Linked DNA regions of Mus musculus: regions 2 and 3 are each linked to region 1. The links are chromatin loops, found by intact Hi-C in ENCODE. Cell type or tissue: heart. All regions are shown on one strand. Links, peaks and the distances in the headings refer to the core of each region. The heading gives the core; the rest is flanking DNA.

Region 1 (7,757 bases), core at 1,683-5,682:
AAAGCAGCTAAGTGATACTTGCAGATAAACATTGCTTAGATATCTTCTCTACTCTGGAACAGACTACCATTAAATATAGCACAATTTTTATTGCATGCCAATAATTGTTGCATAGTTATATAATAAAAGCACACAACCTTAATCAGTATCTTTACAAAACTTAATGAGACAGGCAATATTATTACTTTTGGAAGTCATATATACATATACAAACACATAGATATTGATATATGTACATATGCTGTTTTATAAAAACAGTAAATACTATCTATGTTTAGTACTCTGCTATACATGTAAACAAACACTGTGATAAATGTTTATGTCATTTTTAGCACTTGCAGAATAGTATATAATTATGCTTAAGCAATCTCTTATACTTAGGTTTTCAAATTCTCAGTGGGAAACCATGATGATATAATATCCAATTCATGTATCTTTTTGTAGTCTTCCTACACTTACCTAAGTGTAAACTAAGGCTATACTATTAAAAATACAGAGAAGGGTGTGGTGACACCTTCCTCTAACCCCAGCACCTGGGAAGCAGAGACAGGAGAATCTCTTTGAGTTTAGGGCCAGCCTGGTCTACATTTTGACTTCCAAGACAGCCAGAAAACCCAGGGAGACCCAGTCTCAAAGAATTCAAAACCAAGCAAGCGTTAAACAAACAAAACCCCCTTACTACAAAGCCTGCTGTGGGGGTGAGCACCTGCAATCAGGAGCAGATAAGGAAGGGTGGAAGGTCCAAACCAGTCTGAACTTCACAGCAAGACTCTGTCTCTCACAAACACATTTTGATACAAACTTCCTTTCTAGACCGACAGACTAATGTACACTTTCACTGGCAGCATGTCACTCTGATGTTCACAAACTCTCTTTAACCTTACGGTCTTGTCCCCTCCCTGTGCTCTGCTTCCTGGACGTCATGAGCTGTACCCTCTGCTCCCTTAAATGCTTCTACCACAACGTTACATACGCATTAACAGTTGGCAGCTAAGTCTAAAATTATTATTACAGGCCTCAAATGAGCAGTAGATAAACACTGGGTCTAAGTTAGGCTTACTATGAATAGGAAAGAAAGAAAACACCTTTTGGCAAGAAAGGCTTAAATGGAAGAAGTAAAACAGGAGAGCGTTATTAGAAAAGTATTCGTCATCTAAATGCAAGAATATAAAATGTGCATTTGGTTATGTTTGACATGATGTGAGAAAGCTAATGAGGCCTCCTTTGATAATCACAAAAATGGTGAGGCAGACTGCACAGATAGTAACTTCATTATCAGACAAGGAAATTACAGAGCAAAGGGGAATACAACTCAGTGTAAAGCACAAAGTACCTGGTTCAGTGTCTAGAATACACACGTGTACACATGCACACAAACACAAAAACACACACTCTTAGAACTTGTCCAAGGGTCATAAAATTGCTTTAAGGCTAGGCCAGTACTAACTGAATTAAGTTCTCTTGACTCAGCCAAATAAATGTTCACTTAGTTCCAGGGATGTCCAAACTTTTGACACCATTACATCATGTTGCCGTCTACAAATGTGCTGGGCATTCATAGCTATCCTAGGATGCATTTAGTTTATGGACCACAAGTTGACTTCGAGCTTTCATCCAAGAACTTGGGAGGCAGAGGTAGGCAGATCTCTGAGTTTGAGGCCAGCCTGGTCTACATAATGACATGTAGACCATGACAGCCAGAGCTATATACTGAGACTATGTCTCAAAAAATAAAATAAAACAAAAACAAGTTGGATGCACAAAATTCTGCTCAATGCTTTCTAGTTTTTAACAGAGTGACTTAATACAGTTTCTTACTATAACTCTGGACCAATTCATTTATTCTTGTATGTAAAGCCTTCTTTACATCTTAAGGAATCTATTAAAGTCTATTTTCAAGATCTTTAGGGTGGGCATGGTCATCATTCCTGAAATTTCAGCACTTGGGAGGCTGATGCAAGAGGATCTCTACTGAATTCAAAGCCAGCCTAGGCTAGACAGTAAGCCCCAGGCTAGGTTGGACTACAAGGGAGACTGTCTCAAAACAAGAAACAAGAACATAAACCACATTCATTTAGTCCTGATTACTGACAGGATGTGTAGAGACTTCTGTCTTCATACAACCAAACTCTTCTTCCTGTGGCTGCTGTAAAACTTGGGTTCCATGGGGTACTAGGAGTTGACTAAAAACAAAAAAACAAAAAAACACTAGTACCTAGGTGGTGAGTAGATGTTTTGCTTATTCATAGTTTGGAATTATACCTTACATGACACATAATGAGTCTAACATGGTTCCAACTCTTTGATTGTCTTATCTCAGAAGAAATATAAATCACCTTTCACAAGAGCATAAAACAACTTCCAGTTTTATTTTCCAAAGAAACATGATTACATCTTTTCCAAATTCTGAAAACATCAAAGAGAGAGAGAGAGAGAAGAGAGAGGAAGAAAGAAATTAAGAAAAAGAAAACAACCCCCTTTCCCTTCGGCCACCTCTTCCTCTCCATCATTTCTTTCTTCAGTGTGCTCCACCATAGAGGTCAGGTCCACAGGTTATCTATTACTTAGCTAGATTACCACTCAAATTGTAATTACCTCTATTATCATTCTAACTACTCTTAAGGAAGTGGGTGGCACCTCCCAAGCCACCACAGATGCCTATAGTTCAGGTTTTAACCGGTTTGAACTCGGTTGGGGACGAAGCTGAGTCAAGTCATCAACATGACAGTAATTAGAATTTTTCAGTTCCAGGCTTACTGCTTCCAAGCGCATTCCCCTTAGTCCCCCTAACAGCTAAGAACCAGTACTCTCTTCACAGACTAAATCGGAGCCTCGGAATTATCCAATTCCTAGATTAGCTGGGAAGCTGGGACCACCAATTCTGTAAAAAAATTCCATTCCTCCCCACCATTATTAAGATTTGTTCCCAGTCTCTTCCAACTCAGCTTGCTCTCCCTCTCCTCACTCGCACTGCCTCATCCCCTGACTCTCCACTTCATCTCACAAGCTCTACTCCAAGGCATTCCCCCTTCCCTCGTGGCTTTAATTCTACTCTGTATTAGTGCTTCTCAAACATTTGAACCAGTTTACAAACATGGAAATTCTGTTTCCTTTCCGTAGTTTACGCTTTGAAAATTGAATCCTCTCCTCATTTTTAAAAAATGTTTGCTCCTCCTTCTCAAGGTCTGTTAAGCACATGTATATTAATTCAAATTCATCAGTACAATGTCTCAACATATTTCCCTTTCTGGCTCCCTCCTCCGGACATTTCTTGAGATTACAAATTAGCTCCGACTGTCTAAAGCAGTTTAATACAGATAGACAGTTCGATGACTGTCGCTCCAGCCTCCGTCCATAACCTGTTTAAAACAAAATCATTTCTTTTAGCAATGCTAATCCAACTTGATGTTGTCTTTGGCGAATAGTCTCACAATTCACCTGTCTGTGCCTGAATATACTTATTTGTACTGACTGTCTTGAGGGTACTCCATCAAAAATCAATACTATAAGGAGTGTCTATTATAGCCAGGAGTTAAGAAATGCAGAACAGTACAAAGCATAACGTCTGTATGGGTGAGAGCAGAAGTATACTCCAAACAAGTTTTGTGAGGCATTTTCTCATTTACAAAGCAAAATTAAAACAAATCACGTACGCCTGAATTTCGTCTTGACCATAATCCCGTATTCCCGTTTTACAGATGAAAAACCCTGAGACTTCATTTTCCACTCTTTTATTGCTACAAAAAGGACAATTATACACACAGAGAGAAAGAACAGGTCTGTACAGAACAAAGTACCCAAAGGGCTGCGAGAGTCGGATCCGGCGGGTGGACCCCGGCCCCGCCGCCACCGCGGCCACCCGGGACCTTTGCGGCCCGTCTGCAAGGTCGGCGGGAGCCCAGGGCCGGCCCCGCGTCCCACACAGGGTTAACTGGAGTACCTGGTGGCGAGGCGACTGCAAGGCCCGGGTCTCAGCCAGCCTAGCAGGTGATGTCGACCACGAGGTGAAGCCTCCGAGGCTAACCGCGTCCACCGCCCTGGCTGCCCCACACTCCAAGTATGCAGAGCGGAGCCGGAACTCGAGGAGGACGCGGGAGAGCCGGGTCTGAGGCCCCGCGGGCTGGCGCGCCGGGGGCGTGGTCAGCATCCGGGGGCGGGGCCCGCGGGGCGCGAGGCGGGGCAGGTGGAGCCTGCGCGAGGCCGGCCCCGGCGTAGGAAGGGCGGGGAGCGCGTCTGGGCGCCGCGGTCGCGTGACGCGTTTTCAAATCTTTAACCGCCGCGGCTCCCGGGTCTGAGCTACAGCCTCTTCCTGCTCCGAGCCTCCGCGCCGGAACCGGCCCTCAAGCGCGGCCCGGCGCCGAGGCCGAGGCCGGAGCCGGGGCCGGGGAGGCCCTGGGAGCTTTGTGTTCGCGGCCGTTCCATGCGGCCCCCGGTGCGGACCCAGCATGTAGGTGCCTGGTGGCTGCCATGAACCTCGAGACCATGAGGATCCACAGCAAAGCACCTCTCCCGGGTATGGAGCCCCTCCCCCGCCGCGGTCCCTTTAATCGTTTCCTGCCTGGCTGGTTCCACGGAGGGTTCTAGAGAGTCTTCCTGCGGAGGGCCTCTTGCCGCTTTTGCGTTTCTGTGGGTTCTCGGCGCCCGCGAGGCGTTCGGTGTTGGTCTCCGTGAGGGACCGACGCTGGCCGGGCCCCTCATGCTCTCCCCGCCTCGGCCGCGAGCGACCCGGCATTCCCGGGGCTGCAGGCTTCAGACAATGCGCGGGTCCCCGACGGCCCCACGGAGGAGGCGCCCACGCCCATTTGTGACTGTTCCCGTCACTCGTGAGGGAGACGGAGAGGTGTATGTGTGTGTGTTTCAACCTCATAGACAAAAGCAGATTTCAATCTCAATGTTTAATATAAAAAATTTTCATTATAGGGAAAATTCCTAAGAGGTGCATGTGTGTCTAGTAACTAAGTACTAAAGTGCAGGTTGTCTTCGAAAGTTTAAAGAAGATGTTTGATTCTCATCTGCTTTTAAAATAAAAGATGGATGGCATAGTCCTTAGTGGGCTTAGGTTCTTAATATGTAAACAAAGTGCATGAACTCCCTCGTCTAGTTCTTTTAAGTACTAGACAAACTATGAAACCAAAATGCCAGCATTTAGTAACCCCTAAGAATTAGGTTGTTTATTCTAGATGAGTGTGTGTGGCTACCTAGGTAAATAAGCTTTAAATATTTGAAACACCTGTGTTGGGTTTTCACCGACCTGTTAATTACCCACATGACGTTTACACCATGAGAAGGTAAGTTTTCCAGAACAGCTCTATAGAATTCCTGCTTCATACACGGAACAGGAGTAAATAATAACTATTTTCTGCTGATTCAGCTCTTGTTCTCCAGTATAGAGTTTTGTGGAAACCATACAGGACAGTTTGCCTTCATCCTAAGTGGTAATATTAGGGAAAACATTTAGATTCTAATGACTTAATTTGTTATGACTAGTAATGTTTCCTTTCTGCAATAAAGCTGTTGAACATTTTTTGTAAAATAAATTAAAAATTTGTCTGCATAAAATGTTGCCTGATTCTTTTGTAATCACAGGTGGCATCCAAGACAGAAATGAAAAGAATCGACCATCCTTGAAATCCCTGAAGGCTGATAATAGACTGGAAAAATCCAAATATAAGCCCCTTTGGGGAAAAATATTTTACCTTGACTTGCCTTCTATCACCATATGTGAGAAACTACAAAAAGATATAAAGGAACTCGGAGGGGTAAGTGAGAACCGCACACCCACCAGAAGTTGAGAAAAGTAATACTTGGCGTTCTGTAATATAAATTACCAGGGCATTTCATTTTGGAAATTACAGCCATTTAGCAGTAGCAGCTTTGATGAGCTATTGGTTATTAGTGAATCACTTGGGAACTGGGAGTGTAACCCAGTGGTCTAGCACCTGCTGACATGTGAAAGACTTTCTGTGTTCAAGTCCCAACATCAGAAGATAAAGGCTTTTTTTTAAAGCCTTTTGTAGCCTGATAAAATGTCAAGTTTCTGTGATTGGTGGTTTGGTATAAAGAAATGAGGTTCCTATGTCCTAGTAAACCTGCCCTTTCTTTCAAAATACCAGGAGCCATTTGACTGATGACTGAGGGGAGCTGTTATGTGTTAAAATAATTCTTTAGTTTTATACATATACGTGTATGTATGTGTATGTGTATATATATATATATATATATATATATATACTTATACATGTATGTATGTGTGTGTGTATATATACACACACACGTATATGTATAATTATTATATATGTGGCATACAATTTACTAGTGTACACTTGTGTGTATATGTATACTTACGTGCCAGGAGAGAAGTACTCAGTGAGCAGGCACCTGTCATGGAGGGAACAATTTTTGAGACAGGGTTTCTCTGTTTAGCCCTGGCTGTCCTGGAACTCACTTGGTAGACCAGGCTGGCCTTGAACTCCGAAATCCACCCGCCTCTGCCTCCTGAGTGCTGGGATTAAAGGTGTGCGCCAACATACCCCACAGAGTAGTAGTAAAGTGCCTTCCCTGTTGTATCCATTTTTTTATGATTAGAAAACTTTGGCAAAACTCTAAGATTTCTTAGGTGTATTGTTAATGTTACCTAAAATCTAGCAAATGTGGTTATTATGATTTTTACTGTTTTCAGAGGTTTCTGCTGGACTGAAAGTTAGCAGTTTTGAACATTTTGTTCCCAGACTGAAAATTCACAAGAATACTTCACGAGTTTCTTAGAGTTTCTCATTAATGTGATATTTTCCTTGCCTGCCCTTGACGTTTGCCTGCATTCTTTGGGAGGCAGTTGATGGAATCTCACTTTGACTATGAAAGGCACATGGATTCCACTCTCTCTTGGTCAGTTACATTCATATACAAACTGTGTTGCAGTCAGTTACTCCCGTTACCCTCCTGTGTGCTTCTCACAGCAGATGCTTCAGACGATGTTGTATCTCTAAGTCCAACTTGGGAACCCATAAAAGGGAGCTTTGACTAAATCAGCAGTGTCATGTTGGTGCTGGCACAGGAATCACTTCCACCACCCTTTTCTTTCTTCCCCCATCCTCACAACACCTCCTAAGATACTTTCAAGAAACAAATTTTCAATGACTTCTACCACAAATGGTTGTTACAGACCATTTTGATTTTATGTATGTCAGATTTTACCCTTGAAAGGTTTCAAGTATCTCAGTGGCTATCCTGAAAACATAAGTTTTGTAACACTGTGGCAGGGGAGTTAACCTGATCATAAAAGTGATGTTTTCCTGAGGTAAGCTCTCCAGGTGTTGGGATCCCTGTGGTTGCCTTCAATGCAGAAAACCCTCTGCTGCAGAATTTGTTTTATTGCATCTGCACCCTCCCCTTAGGAACAAGCAAGTGCTGGGCTAGTGAGGTAGCTTGCAGGTAGGGGGGGGGGGCACGTGCTGCCAAAGCCATGGCAAAAGAGCACTGACTTCCACAGTCCACCACTTTTCTTGTTGGAAAAGAAAGTACCTACTTCTGGTCTTTGCTGTTTAATTCGATGTCAATTTAGTCCTTAGGTCCTGGTTTCTGTCCATATTTAAAGGAACCCAGTTTTATCAAATTGTCATTTATTTCAATGGTTCTCTCTTCCTCCAATTTTTACTTTTATTTAACCTGTCTATCCTTTTATTTTCTTTTGCTTTGGATCGTCCCAATGTTGTCATTGTTTAATTGATCACACGTATTTGTTTTCTGTGAGTCTTAAA
Region 2 (7,757 bases), core at 1,307-5,306, 740 kb before region 1:
ACCTCCACGCCCGGCTGAGGAGCAAGCGTCTTGTTCCTGGACTTTTCTGCGGTGGTCTAGTGATATGCCCAGCAGGGACTATGGCAGAGTCCAACCCTTTTCAGCCAGAGCTACACAGCGAAGGTTAGTAGCCTTCAATACATTGAGCATTGTTGTATTACCAAGTGTTGGGCAACAAAAGGTCTTTCCAGCAGCAAAGTACTGAAGGAAAAAGAAATTGGCTTAACTTCATCTCCATTGTTCCGGGAACAACAAATGGAAGCTTGACTTTGCCAAGACTTGAATTCCTTCGGGAATGACACTAATAAAAGACCAAGACCTCCGGATTGAATTGGATGTGAGGTGCTCTGTAGGCTGCACTTTTTTTTTTTTTTTCCTTTTTTGGCTTTGTAGTTTTCCTTTCTCAGTTAACATCTCACACTCTAACATTCCACGTTCCCCAGCAGTGCGGGGCCAACTCAAGTTTACAGTCCCGACTGAAAGTCACCCTGCTTCTAGCTTATCTGAACCCTGCGCCTCACTCCTATTTATTAAGCATCACACTACCAGGGAGATGAACTTTGAGCAAACTGTGCAATTGATAAAATATACTCTGTTCTTTACGTTCTTGCTATTGTATCATACATAATAGTATCACTTTTTCTACATCTTGGTCAAATAAATTTTTGCATATTAAAAAAAAAGAAACAAAAAGAACTAAATCTACAAGCCTTGCTAGATTTTCTGACTCAAGAGTTTTAGCCTCTGATCATACCCTTTTGCACAATCACACATTTGAATATGGCCTCCATAAACCCAGGGTAGGGTTCTGAATCGCTTCTGGATATCTTAAGATATATACACTTTCGGAATGTGACACATCTAAAGATGGCATGGAAGCTCTATACCCTGTCCTCCATACGTCTCCCTCCGTATCTTGTATGTCAGTAGAGTGCAAGCTTACCTAAGATTCTGTGGATAAGAATAAGCTGGAAGTCTGAAATTTAAGTGTGACTACTACTTTGGCTTAGTGAAGATATTTATAAATATATATATATATATATATATATATATATTAAGAGCAGTCAGTAATCTTAACCACTAAGCCATCTCTCCAGCTCCTGGCTATGTTTTGTTTTCATCATGAGGTGACACTTGCCAAAGTATATTTTTGAAATAGAGCAGGGTGAGTAGGCTACAATTTTGAGTGTACCCCTTGCTTGTGTGACCTGGACACACTCTACAACTGCATTTGGTTCCTGAGTAAAATGTTACTCACTTGTAGAACCTTCAATTAAGTATTTGATTACATGAGTTTAACACATATGAACAACACACAGGAACACAGAGAATGTTGACTTACATTATTCAAGTTCAGGGTTATTTAGCCCTTTCTTAGCATTTTTTAACAAAGACTTTTTTTAACATTCACAAAATTAAGCAGGAAGTAGAGAAAATTCCTACATACCTCACGGCTTCCCACACACACACACACAATCAAGAGTGGGCATTTGTTATAACGAATGAACCTATACTGACACACCATTAATACAGAAGATATAGTTTATGTTAGAGTTCATTCTATTTTATCTATCAGACCTGTGGGTTTTGCTGCAACTATAAAGGCATGCTATTTCAGCAGCACACAGAGCCCTTGATGCTATAGGAACCCCCGCACATTATTCATTTTCTCCACCCCTGGATGCACTAATTTTACTGTCTCCATAGCAATGCCCTTTACAGAATATCACCACTGGCAGATTGAATGAGAATGGCCCCTGCAGGCTAACATGTTTGAATGTCTGGTCTCTGGTTGGTGAAATTCTTTGGGAAGGATTAGGTGTGGCCTTGTTGGAAATGGCATGCCACTGGGTGCAGACTTTGAGCTTTCAGAAGCCTACACATACCCAAATGGCTCGGCAATTAAGAATGTAAGCTCTCAAGGACTGTTCAAGCCCCATTCCTACCTGCCTGCAGCCATGCTCCCCTCCGTCCGTGATGATTATAAACTCATCATTTAAAACTGTAAGCAAGCCCCAATTAAAACTTTCTTCTGTAAAATGCCTTCACCATGGTGTCTCTTCATAACAGTAGAAAAATAAGACAATCAGAATGGCATAGTCTTAGCATACATCAATTTTTGGATGATTTTTCTTTACTACGTAACATATATTTTAATTCTTCACTACTTTAGTGCCAAATAAAGTTCTGTTGAATAGATGTGCCTGCTTGTTTATTCATTCACCTCCTGGTTAGCCTCTTGGTTGGTTGCATGTTTTGGCAAATGTGAATAAAGCTGCTGTAAAAAACTTGTGATTCCAAATTGCATTGGCCATCAACTCCTATGAACCTTGCTTGATTTAAGAGTATGCCTGATACATCTAATTTCACTCCCCTGGGGGGAAAAAATGATTTTCCCTTTCCCCAGATCTACCATTTGCAAACAGCTTCTTGATTAGGAATGGGACTTTGTGTATCACTAGTAGTGAAAGGAAAGCAAAGTATAACGTGTATCTGCTGAATCATAAAAGCAACACCAATAGGAACCCCAATGCTCAGAATTGTGTATCTTAGAACTTTTGGGTTGGTTTGGTTTGGTTGAGATGTGTTCTATGTAGCCAACACTGCCTCAAAATCCAGTCTTCTTTCTGCCTCAACCTCTTCTCTGCTGAAATTAATAGGTTCGAACAATTGTGCCCAGCATGGGGCAAAAGGCAACTTTTTTGATGTTCTCATCATAGAGTCTGCACTTTTTGTAGCAGTGTTTATGGCAGAAAACCACATCTGACCAGTGTGCAGTTAAGTGACTGTAGAATGCCTATCCCTAAGTGGGTTTTTATAATGCAATCCTTACACCAAAGGTATAGGAGCGTTGCTGAAGATGGGGGGCAGAAAACTTGAAAGAGTCAGGGGAATGGGAAGACTTCTGTTTTAACACCCACCACTCAGCAGCTGTGGTCCCATGCATACCACCACTCCACTCCACATTCCAGCATGGATGGCGAACAAGGTTCCATCTCTGGCTAGGGAGCTACAAGCAGTCAAGACTGCTGAGGAAGAGTCAACTTCCTTCCTGAAGAGATCAGATTGTTTTCCCACGTCCAAGCGGGGCGCAGCCCTACACTGAAGTACATCTGGGCTACATGTGTGTACCCAGAAATACACCCCTACAATAGGACATGAATTTGAGTCGGGGGCATGTCAGGGAAAACACGGGGAGGAGTTGGAGTGGATAGGAAGGAGTAAATATGGTCAAAATGCATCTATTCATGTATGAACCTGATTCTTAAAGATTGGCATGGGAACAGGGCTTCTATTTTGTTCATCTCTAAGAATCCAGAAAATAGAGCTGCACTCGGCATAGCTACCAGCACTGAACTTTAAATGCATAAAGAACTGTAGTCTCCTAAAAGCGAGGTCACACTCACGGAGGTCACCTTTCACAAGAATTATAGAGACACACCGCTCCCTCTTCGCTTCGGAGATTGCGGAAACTAAAAGACAGATGGTGCAGACGCCTGCCAAGGGAAAGACCCTCCTTTACGTCTATCACCCGCCACAGCTCGACGGCGACCGTCCGACCCTATCGCTCGCTGAGAATGGCGCTCGATTCCGCAGCAACCCATCAGCTTGCCGACGCAGACGGAAGTGACGTCGGGGGTGGCGCGCGGGCCCGCCCCCCAGGAGAGGCGGGCCGCAGGGGGGGTGCTGGGAGGGCGGGGGCGGGGCGCGGCCTCGCGGCTCCGTTTCCGGTGGCTGGTTGCGCTCGCTCACCCCAGCTGCAGCCACTCTCTCCCGCGGCTGCTTCCTCCATCCTGGTATTTTTTGGAGCCTCCATCCTGGTTCTTCCAAAGTGCCCGGACCCAAAACAGGAAGTAAGTGCGATGGAACCTTCAGGTCCGGGCCTCCGCCGCAGCCGCTCCGCCCAGTGCGGCCGAGCCGGCCCCTTCGCGGGCCTTGGCTGTCGCCGGCTGGGTGCCGCGGGCGGGGTCGGAGTCCGGGCTTCGCTTAGCCGCCGCGGCAGGCCCCGCACGCCGCGCCCGCGGTCTCCGTCGCCGGCTCAAGCGGCCGCTGGCGGCTGGAACTCCCGAGCGATCCCTGGGGCGCAGCGGCGAGCCGGTGGGGGCGGAAAATGGCGGCGGGCTGGAGGAACTAAATGGCGCCGGGACCCCTGGGGGTGGGCCCGAGTCGCGGAGGACGGCGCCGGGGGCCCCGCGGGCGTGTGCGTGCTGGGCGGCGGAGCTGCCAGCCTGGCTTGGCTGGGGTGCACTGAGCCCCCTCGGCTGCGTGGGTGGGGTGGGCAGGGCAGTGGGGGCGGGGGTCGTCCCAAGCCCACCATTTCTCCTCGGCTCGTTTGGCCCGTGAGCCCCTCGCCGGTTGGACTCAGCGAAGGAAGTCATGGTTGCCAGTCGGACTTTCTCTTTAGAGACCGCGCGGGACGTGGCCTGGGGTGCGGGGAGAGTCCTGGCCCAGCCAACTAGTAATTGTCAGGATCGTGCGGAGCAGACCTTTAGCGTTTCAAAACCCTCTTTGGCCCTCTAGCAAGAACTTTTTTTTTTTTTTTTTTTTTTTTTTTTGAGAATCTCCCCGCAACCTTAACGAGTTTTACTCCGAAAGAAGTGGTCCAGTGCCATCCTGTGCTGTTCAGTGATACAGCATATGTTTTTATAGTTAAAGACTTCGGTGTAGCTAAAGAAAGAGTGATAGCCCGTGATTGCTTTTGTCAGCCCTTGTACCTCTTTCTGACAGCTAGACTTCCTTTGGGACAACCTCCAAAGAAAAATGCATTTCAGTACTGTTTGTGATGTGTTATGTCTTAAGCTAGATGTACTGACTTTTATTAATTAGAGCTATATTTTCGTGTTGTAAATAACTTTTGTGGCTTTTAGGCTGTAAATTAAGAAAGAAAAGACCTTTGATTATATTGAAAGTTTTACAAACATCAAAGGCTATTTTCCTTATAGATTTTCTATTTCTGGTACTGCAAATTTCTTTAGGCCAGTCTTAAATTTACCTTAATAATTCGAGTAATTTACTATAACATTTAAAACAACTATAATAACAAAATATTACTAGCTTTTTACTGTGGTAGAATAGTGATACAATTTTGTATATTTGGTTAAACTTAGACAAACTTAAAATCCATTTCAAAGATTGTTATGTTGAGTGTACCAGGTCAGTGAGAGACTAATGATATTCTCCACAGACGTGAAAAAACACTCCTATCTATATGAAGAATATTATTTATTATTTTATGCTTTTATCCCACTACTGTCTTTCCCTGGTGCTTTTGAGTACCATCAAGTAAGCTAACGTTTCTTCATTACTTTAGATTATGATAGTCTTACCCAAACTGTTGTTCAGGGGGATGATCTAGAAACCTGCCTGGTCCACTGACTCTTTCAGTTGAGGGAGACACCTGGTATTGTTACCATTTTCTTGTCATATCTGTATGTTTAGCAGTTTGGGGGATACATACAAAATACACTTTTTTCCAAGTATTCAGGTTTTAACTTTTCGAAGGAGGAAATCAGTTTTAGTCTTAAGGTTTGAGGTTGGAAATAGAGTGTATCTGGAAAATAGTTACTAGTGTCCTCTGGTTGGTCTTTTCTTCCTTTCTTTCTCTCTTTCAAGTTGTGCTTGCCTATATCATTCTGTGTCTGTCCCAAACAAAGGCCTTGCTTTGCATTTATTAAATAGCACAGAAAATGTTTGGGAAAGAACTAAACCATGTTATCAAACTATATCCATATTTAGCATTCAATATTTATAGTAAATATGTTTTATTTGGGGTTGCTTTCAACCTGTTGGTTGCTTTCAGCAATGATGATCAGAATATTCACAAATTATTCTGGGTCAGGACCATGGACAAATACATAATATGATTAAAATTATGCATTCAGCTTATGTTGGAATAGCTAATTCCAACATACGTGGGAAATCCACAGCATTATAAGGTTGGCTACATTTTTTTGGTATTTTTGTTGTTTTTAAAGATTCATTTATTGTTATATGTGAGTACACTGTAGCTGTCTTCAGACACACTAGAAGAAGTCATCGGATCTCGTTGAGGATGGTTGTGAGCCACCATGTTGCTGGGATTTGAACTCAGGACCTTTGGAAGAGCAGTCAGTGCTCTTACCCGCTGAGCCATCTCACCAGCCCGGTTGACTACATTGTTATCATAAAGGAGGATTAAACTTAAACAGGCTGAGCACACAGAAGGATAGTGGCTAAGTACATAGTATTAAATGTTCTTGAGCATGTTAGTAGCTTGGCTGAAAGAACTAGCAAAAGTTCAGTCTCTTCAAAGATGGAATATTGTCGTAAAACTCCACAGTTTTCATCTTAGTCTCTTGATTTGCAGTAGTTTATATTAGCATCGATGAGGATACATGCTTAATAAGAAACACGCAACCCAACTAAGTATGTACAGCCTGGCTGTAAACATTAGGTTAAGGCGAGAGCCAAGTGTTTTTGGAAAGTATTGAGGAACTGGGAGACTTTCTGTAAGTTTATATCTGTCAGTTGCAAACATACCAAGACTTTAGAAGAGCATCCAGATTAAGGAGGATTCTGTAGTGATCATCTTAGCCATCTCTCCACACAACCAACCTCCAGTGTTTGTAGAGACTATGCTAATGTTCTCTCAAGCCGGGAGTTCTCATTTTACTAATTGAGTACATTCTCTTCTTGCCATAACTCCTCTTGAAAGGATTAGTAATTTGTATGCTTAAATGAGACACAGTTTCAACTAAGGTGGTACATAAATAAACCTAGAGCCAAATGTTATCTCAGTGAAGTACAGAGACATGTGGAGTTTAATGCCTTTTGTATCATTTCTACATTTGTCTTGATGGTAATTTTGCTTTGTGCAGAGAATTCTTGTAATCAAAATTAATAAAAATTAGTTTGTTTGCTTTGATACCATAAGGGTAAATTGGTTCAACTTCAATAAAAGGAATCTATTTATTGTGTCTGCCTTTTTTCTAGTTTGTGGAAAGATAGCCCACTCCATAATTAAATTCCAGAAAGAAGTTGTCAAGAACAAGTATCGTGGCAGGTCCTATATACACTTTTTACGTCATACCTTTTAAAACACCATTTTTGGCTATACCAACAGTGAGGCCATTTTCTTCTAACAGCGGCATTTAATCTAACCCTTCCCTCACTGTAAGGTGTTTTATGTCAAAGAAATGTGTCTTATTAATGTGTTTTAGGTTTATTCATTGCCTAGTGTATTTTAGTATTTAGTATGGAAATGTGATTTCAATATGAACTAGTGGAAAGAACTTGGTGATAATTTGTATTTAAAAATCAGATTGTGTTTTACAAAAGTGCTGTTTTGAGAAGATATCTTAGAATATAATCAAACACTTAAGTTCTTATATCATTGTTAAGTAGATTAGATAGGCAATTCAATTTTATTATCAGGCCATGTATGAAGTTACATACTTTATTTAAAATCATCCACATTACCATGTAATTTGCTTTATTCAATTACAGCATCATTGATAATTAAATCAACACTTAAAGCAATTAAAGCATTACATTAAATTCCATTTAACAACCTATTGACACTTGATGATATGTTAGTATTGGCTTACCATCTTTCAATGGTAATTATGTACATACATAGTTCAATCTTTATCTTGATTTATAAATCTGCTTTTCAGACTTTCTCACAAAGTATACAGAAGGATTTCCAAGAGTCCAGAGCTGTTACTGCTAGTAGGGAATCTTTTGCTCTACCTGGATAGGAATCCTGAATAGGCAAA
Region 3 (7,757 bases), core at 1,307-5,306, 200 kb before region 1:
TCTCACTTTTTTATTTTAAAATGTGTAACCACATTCAACTTCTTGATAGATGCTTCCCTCCCAAATCTACTAAGGTTGCCTACCGTTTGACTTCAGACATCTTCCTACTCCCTATATCTTTTTGAGACAGGGCCTAGTGTTCAATTTGCATCTGAAATGTTCCTCAGAGGCACAGGCCTCAAATGTTTGTCCCCACCTGGTGGTTTTATTTTGGAAGGTTGTGAAAACTTTGGACAGTGGGACCTACTTGGAGGAAGCAGGTCACTGAGAGAAGGTCCTGGAGTTAGTTGTCTTATCCCTGATGGATTTCCATACTCCACATCCTCTCAGATTTGAAGTCAGCTTCAGTGCTCTCCTAAACCCTTCCATGCCATGAAACTTCTGAAGCATGTACCCAAATAAGCGCTTCCTTTCTCAAACTGTATGTCAGATAGTTTGGACACAACAACACAAAACAAAGCAAGGTATTCCTTCTACCTATATTATCAGAATTCTGGGGTTGTAGAAGTATGCCACCATCCTTTGCTCTAGAAATTTTCTTTTTTTTTTCCAATTTTTTATTAGGTATTTTCTTCATTTACATTTCAAATGCTATTCCGAAAGTCCCCTATACCACCCCCCTCCCCTACGCACCCACTCCCACTTCTTGGCCCTGGAGTTCCCCTGTACTGGGTCATATAAAGTTTGTAACACCAAGGGGCCTCTCTTCCCAATGATGACCGACTAGGCCATCTTCTGCTACATATGCAGCTAGAGACACGAGCTCTGGGGGTACTGGTTAGTTCATATTGTTGTTCACCTATAGGGTTGCAGATCCCTTCAGCTCCTTGGGTACTTTCTCTAGCTCCTCCATTGGGGGCCCTGTGTTCCATCCAAAAGCTGACTGTGAGCATCCACTTCTGTGTTTGCCATGCACTGGCATAGCCTCACAAGAGACAGCTATATCAGGGTCCTTTCAGCAAAATCTTGCTAGCTTATGCAATAGTGTCTGTGTTTGGTGGCTGATTATGGGATGGACCCCCGGGTGTGGATGGTCCATCCTTTCATCTCAGCTCCAAGCTTTGTCTCTGTAACTTCTTCCATGGGTGTTTTGTTCCCAATTCTAAGAAGGGGCGAAGGAAGTGTCCACACTTTGGTCTTCGTTCTTCTTGAGTTTCATGTGTTTTGCAAAATGTATCTTGGGTATTCTAAGTTTCTAGGCTAATATCCACTTATCAGTGAATACATATCATGTGAGTTCTTTTGTAATTGGGTTACCTCACTCAGGCTGATGCCCTCCAGGTCCATCCATTTGCCTAGGAATTACATAAATTCATTGTTTTTAATAGCTGAGTAGTACTCCATTGTGTAAATGTACCACATTTTCTGTATCCATTCCTCTGTTGGGGGGCATCTGGGTTCTTTCCAGCTTCTGGCTATTATAAATAAGGCTGCTATGAACATAGTGGAGCATGTGTCCTTATTACCAGTTGGAACATCTTCTGGATATATGGCCAGGAGAGGTATTGTGGGATCCTCTGGTAGTACTATGTCCAATTTTCTGAGGAACCACCAGACTGATTTCCAGAGTGGTTATACAAGCTTGCAATCCCACCAACAATGGAGGAGTGTTCCTCTTTCTCCACATCCTCGCCAGCATCTGCTATCACCTGAATTTTTGATCTTAGCCATTCTGACTGGTGTGAGGTGGAATCTCAAGGTTGTTTTGATTCCCATTTCCCTGATGATTAAGGATGTTGAACATTTTTTTCAGGTGCTTCTCAGCCATTCGGTATTCCTCAGGTGAGAATTCTTTGTTTAGCTCTGAGCCCCATTTTTTAATGGGGTTATTTGATTTTCTGGAGTCCACCTTCTTGAGTTTTTTATATATATTGAATATTAGTCCCCTATCTGATTTAGGATAGGTAAAGATCCTTTCCCAATCTTTTGGTGGCCTTTTTGTCTTATTGGCAGTGTCTTTTGCCTTACAGAAGCTTTGCAATTTTATGAGGTCCCATTTGTCAATTCTTGATCTTACAGCACAAGCCATTGCTCTTCTATTCAGGAATTTTCCCCCTGTGCATATCTTTGAGGCTTTCCCTCACTTTCTCCTCTATAAGTTTCAGTGTCTCTGGTTTTATGTGGAGTTCCTTGATCCACTTAGACTTGACCTTAGTACAAGGAGATAGGAATGGATCAATTTGCATTCTTCTACATGATAACCTCCAGTTGTGCCAGCACCATTTGTTGAAAATGCTGTCTTTTTTTCCACTGGATGGTTTTAGCTCCCTTGTAGAAATTTTCTTAATAATTAATTTTTATTTTAACATAATTATATTTAAGAGGTAGAGGTGAGACTTTGTCCTGATTTTAGATTTTCAAAATTTAAAAACAAACAAACAAACAAACAAAACCTGAAGTCTGGACATACTTACAGGCAGTCTGAGGTGAATGTCAGAGGTCAGGGTCTCAAGCCCGTAGCCTCCCATAGGTAAAGCCAGAGGTAAAGCCAGAGAAGTAGAGACTACAAAGTGGTCCTCCCAAGGGGCTTATTGGGACTCCAAGGCAGGATTTCCCTCTGCCCTTGACAAACCTCCTCCATGGCTCACGAGCTGCAATTCAGTTCAGATCTCACTGCACAGAACCCAAGACTGGACATCCCCACTACACTCGTTTTTCTATGGTCAATGTGGTTTCAAGGCTGTGCTGGACACTGAGTAAGATGAGGTGAATTCTGACCAGATTCACGGGAAGAGAAATGCCATGGGCGCACTCCCTGATGCCACTGTGTCGTTGTTTGTCAGGTTCAAAGGGGGCGTTTGGGACAAATGGAACTCTTCTTCTATTCTAGGTAACCCCCACTTCCCACCCCACCCAACTATGGCATTCTCCTGCTGAGGCTACTGAAGCCTCAGGACCAGGAATCTGCCATGAACTTAGCCTTGTCAGGGTGACTATGGACCACAGTCACCGTGGAGTAGGCACAGCAAAGCCGGCTTTCCAAGCCAAGGCTGCCTCGCCGGGCTCACCAAGGTGCTGCACGAGCCGACCCGCGTTCTGACAGAGGCCCACGCGCCAGGGCGGGGCTTAAGCGAGCCTCTTTAAAAGCTCCTGGGGCGGGTCCCGCCCCCACCTCTCGTCATTGGCTCTCTCCGTAGCGGCCTTGTTCCCATAGGTGCAGGGGGCGGGGGCTGAGTGAGACAGGCGTGGGGAGGGGGGCTTCACCTCAGCGGCTCCGCCCTGCTGGAAGAATGACGTGCGGTTAGGCCTGCGGGGTGACAGGCTCGCCCGGGCGCTGGTGCGGCGTCCCTGGAGACTCGGAGCCCGCCCTCCCGCCCGCCCGCCCGCGCGCGCTTCTCTCGTGGACGGCGGCGGCGGCGCGCGCGCGCGCGAGCGAGGGTGGAGGTGGCTCGTGCGTGCGTGTGAGTGAGCGCGTGTGTATGTGTGAGAGAGCGTGTGTGAGTGTGTGTGCACGCGCGCGTGGAGCCTGGGTACCGGTGCCCGACTGACTGCCTTCCACACCCTGCCTACTCCGCGCCTCCTTCCTCGCCTCTCTCCCGCCCGGCGGGCTGCCATCGTTGAGAGAAGGCCGGGGGACACAGGTGTGCGAGGCTTGCGGGACCGCTGGAGACAAAGGGGGCGCGGAGGTGAGCCCGCCATGGCCTCCCGGAGCCTGGGGGGCCTGAGCGGGAGCCGCGGCGGCGGCGGCGGCGGCGGCGGCAAGAAGAGCCTGAGCGCCCGCAACGCTGCGGTGGAGAGGAGGAACCTGATCACCGTGTGCAGGTGCGGGGCTGCGGGCGCCGGGCTGAGGGAGGTGCTGGGGCTCGGCGCTGCGGCCCGTGCCGCGCGTGTCCGCGGGCCAGCGGGGCCCTGCAGAGGGGCGGGAGCCTCTCCCCGCGAGGCCGTGGGCTAGCCCTCGCGTCTCAGGGTCCTCGCTTGGAGGCTGCCCGGGGAGGGCCGGGGCGGAGCCGGGGAGGAACCGTTTGGAACCGGCCAGCTTGCGTCTGAGGAGAAGAGGGCGGAGGAAGAGCAGCATCCAGCTGCTGTAGTAGTTACTGAGATGTCCCCAAATCCCTGTGCGTTCTCTTGCTGTCGCTTGTTGGCGTACGCATTTTCACTCCTCTCCCTCGGCCCTTATCTGTATTGGGTATCTAAGTCTTGTCAACTACAGTGCTTGTGCAATTGTGGAAGACTCCTGGTCAGTCCTTTTGGGCATTTATTTAAGTGCTTCCTGGTTGTAAATGTAGCCCTTCCTCCAGGAATTATAGAAATAGATCATCACTATCTATAAATCAAGAATTCAGAAAAAAACTGATTTTGAACAAGCTGATAAATTTTCTTTAAGTCTTATAATATTCTAGGCATCCATCTCTTAGTAACTACTCAGAGCCAATACGCTCTGTTAAAAATGATTTTGTTCCATCATACTGGTTAATCATCAACTACTGATAATTCTCTTGTTATCAGGTAAATGATGAAACCTTTCCTGCCTCTCTGGCTTATGTCTATTTTTTTTTTTCCTTATGTAAAATCGTGGCTAGCATCTTAAGCAGATTGCAGATATCTGTAGTAGGAATGACATTCAGTATTTAAGCAACTTTTAAAAAGTTGGATTCTAATGAATGCTCATCTTTCAGGAAGAGCTTTGCTCACAGTTTGCATTGTAAGTGGTAAAGTAATATAGACTATATTTATCATTTGTGCTGTGTAGAATACAAGCTTTTGGGACAGATGGGCTTTATTACATTGTTTTAAATTGAGGCAAATTTCTATGTTAGATTCATAGAAAAATAAGCTAGTTGGGTAGTCTTATCTTTTAAAGATATTAAAATTATTTTTTTAAAGAAATGAGTTTCAAAGCAGGTTCCAGCCTAACCTGTGCTTCTTGAATCATTTATGCTGCATCAGAGCTTCAGCGGACTCAAACTTCCCGATGGTTTAACATTGGAAGGTGGACCAAGTTGATCTAGTGGAAATGTAACGAGCTCATAACAAATGTTGTCATTAGTTAGTGTCTTAGTACCATCTCCTCATTATCTTCATTGTTTTGTCAGCTATACAATAATGTTGGACTAGATTTCTAGGAATTTCAAATAATGGACTTAAAATGAATGATAGCCATCAAGCATCATTTGATCATATTTGGTTTTTAATGTTTCCAAATATGAGCACGGTGATAATGGTAGAAAAATATTTGTAGCAGATAGGTGAGGCACATGCATTTTTCTCTAAACAAACATTTGAATTGTGGTCCCATTTTGTGATTCTTTATTGATGTCCTGGAAAAACGGGAATTTATAAAACTAGAACAAACAAAACTGCCAACCACTACATATAATTTCTTATACTTGCACAGTAAAGTTTTTTCCCTTAAAAAGTTAGATATAGTTTCAGTGCTATATCATAAAACTATACAATTCTGTATATTTAATGACATATACAAGTACAATATTTTTTACTGTTTTGAATTTTGGAATTAGGCTTTAAGATAGTCAGGAAAAGAACTAAATTGATTTTGGGTTCATTATGATTGTGTGTGTATGTGTAATTCAATTTTTTACAGAGAACTCTTATATATTGTAGACTAAAACCACTGTATAATACTTACCAAATAAATATTTAGTTTATTTTTTCATAGGTTGTACTGGAGAGGAAATAGGTTATTTGAGAACTCTAAATTTTCACACACAACTCCAAAATTTATACACTGATTTTAGCTACCCTATTTTGTGTACATATTTTTCATTATTTAGAACTTTGAAAAATTGAGATATAGTTTTCCATATTCTCCCGTCCTTTTCTGTACATGGCCTTGCTGTGTAACCTTAACTGGCATGAAACTTGCTATGTAGATTAGGCTTGCCTCAAATTCACTGAGATCTTCCTGTTTCAGCCTCCGGAGCCATGTGCTTTATACTGGGCCTGCCCTTTGGACTTTTTTAACCTACATTTTTTTATCCACATAAATTCAGATGTTTGTCATTTTTTTTCTGTTGTTATTAAGCTTATGCATTTTTCAAATATTTTTATATTGTATATGAGTGTTTTGCTTACATGTATGACTGTGCTCTATGTATGTAAATTGCTCTCTGAGGCCAGACCAGAAGAGGTGTCAGATGCCCTGGAACTGGAGTTACAAATAGTTGTGAGCTGCCACATGGGTTCTGGAAACAAACATGAGTCCTCCAGAAGAGCAGCCAGCACTCTTAATCACTGAACCATCTCTACAGCTCAAGTTGATATCTTTTTAAGCCTGTGTATTTCTTTGGCCTTAGTTTTATTGGCAAATACAATTAAAATTTAATTTATCTTTCAGTTTATAATAGTATATAAAATTCTAAAATATTCATATTTAACATTTTAAAACAACTTTTGTCAAACTTTTAAGTCAATAGTCTGCTGGCTAGTTTTGTGTCAGCGTGACACAGCTACACAGCTAGAGTCATCAGAAAGGTGAAATCCTCATTTGAGAAAATATCTCCATAAGATCCAGCTGTAGACATTTTCCTCCATAAGATCCAGCTGTAGACATTTTCTTTTCTTTCTTGTTTTTTTTTTTTTTTTAGATTTGGCTGATTTTTTATATATTTCTTTTTTAATTTTTTATTTAAACAATTTTTATTAGATATTTTCTTCATTTACAATTCAAATGCTATCCTAAAAGTCCCCTATACCCTCTCCCACCCTGCTCCCCAACCCACCCACTCCGGCTTCCTGGCCCTAGCATTTTCTTAATTAGTGATTGATGCAGGAGCCTCCCCCTCCTCCAATCCCCCATTATGGATGGTACAATTTCTGGGCAGGTGCTTCTGGGTTCTACAAGAAAGCAAGCCATGAGGAGCAAGTCAGTAAGCAGCCCACCTTCCAGGACCTCTACTTCAGCTCCTGCATCCAGGTTGCTGCCCTTTTTGAGTTCCTGTCCAGACTTCCTTTGCTGATAAACAGTGATCTGGAAGTATAAGCCAAATAAGCCCTTTCCTCTCCATCTTGCTTTTTGGTCATGGTGTTTTATTGCAGCAGTAGAAACTCTAAGACTGTATTTTAAAGGAACTTTTTATGCAAAATCAATTTTCCTGGCTTGTGGATAAAAAAAAAGGACAAGGGTGATTTAAGAAATACACAATAGATTAACCAGGATAGAGACAAATGGTGATTTTTATAATTAAAATACTTTAATAACATGAAACATCATTTTTATAGGTCAAGATAGTATTTCAGAGAACTAGTATTATTTCAGATTAGAACAGTACCTCATTTCTTTAGTGTGGTCAAGGAATAAAGAGCTCATATTTTATATGTAACTAGTATCTACTCTTGAGCTTAAAATTCTTCCCTCAGGTATACTGCTTCAGTCAGCACTTACTATGGAATACAATCTTCTGTATAATTATGCTTATAATTTAAGTGCTCATATTTAACACAATAAGCAGCATGTAGTAATTTTAGATAAATTACTTAACAAAAAAAGAGGTTGCACATTTCTTTACCTTCTTTAGAGAGGATACAGATAGTATCTTCTGTGTCTATGTCTATGAATATATGCACTGTGCAGTGGCTGTCCTTGGAGACTCTTGAGGTACCTTAGTACCTTTAGCTAAATGGCCCCATAAGATTTGTTGTTTAGAGTTCTTTGTTTTTGCTGCCTGCTGTTTCTTCCTGCTGACTTAGCTGTTGTTTCTTTAAGGTGTGCTCCCAGAAGCGCTTTCACACTTCACATGTTGGCTTGCTGACTATAGCTGTTGTGAACTAGGGAAGGGGATAAATAAATGTGTGCCTAG

What was found. Peaks named below come from ENCODE experiments on the same cell type or tissue, not always from the same donor. Only the 100,000 strongest peaks of a DNase experiment are listed, where the experiment ranks them.
Region 2: a loop joins it to region 1, with 13 times the contacts of the local background. A loop is called at or near these places in 5 of 42 quality-filtered maps.
Region 3: it touches region 1 in a loop (2.1-fold over the local background); 3 of 42 quality-filtered maps call a loop at or near these places.

What each region holds. Positions count from the first base shown.
Region 1 is chr5:8,419,223-8,426,979 of GRCm38, reverse strand. Dbf4 (DBF4 zinc finger) reads left to right here and starts at 4,264. Exons shown (of 12, transcript NM_013726.3): 1 at 4,264-4,513; 2 at 5,587-5,759. The coding sequence starts at 4,468. Slc25a40 (solute carrier family 25, member 40) reads right to left here and starts at 4,142. Exons shown (of 12, transcript NM_178766.5): 1 at 3,941-4,142. In heart, for the core only: a CTCF peak has its summit at 3,261; a DNase peak (open chromatin) is centred at 4,179; H3K4me3 peaks cover 3,173 bases; H3K27ac peaks cover 2,240 bases.
Region 2 is chr5:9,157,711-9,165,467 of GRCm38, reverse strand. It overlaps Dmtf1 (cyclin D binding myb-like transcription factor 1), which reads left to right and starts at 3,692. Exons shown (of 18, transcript NM_011806.3): 1 at 3,692-3,854. It overlaps Gm46901 (predicted gene, 46901), which reads left to right and starts at 4,558. Exons shown (of 1, transcript NR_166570.1): 1 at 4,558-6,951. In heart, for the core only: no CTCF peak of the experiment used is centred there; DNase peaks (open chromatin) are centred at 3,117 and 3,747; H3K4me3 peaks cover 2,629 bases; H3K27ac peaks cover 2,031 bases.
Region 3 is chr5:8,618,493-8,626,249 of GRCm38, reverse strand. Rundc3b (RUN domain containing 3B) reads left to right here and starts at 3,298. Exons shown (of 11, transcript NM_001347311.1): 1 at 3,298-3,762. The coding sequence starts at 3,638. The region is part of intron 2 of Abcb1a (ATP-binding cassette, sub-family B (MDR/TAP), member 1A); the gene reads right to left. In heart, for the core only: no CTCF peak of the experiment used is centred there; DNase peaks (open chromatin) are centred at 3,119 and 3,929; H3K4me3 peaks cover 1,601 bases; H3K27ac peaks cover 1,022 bases.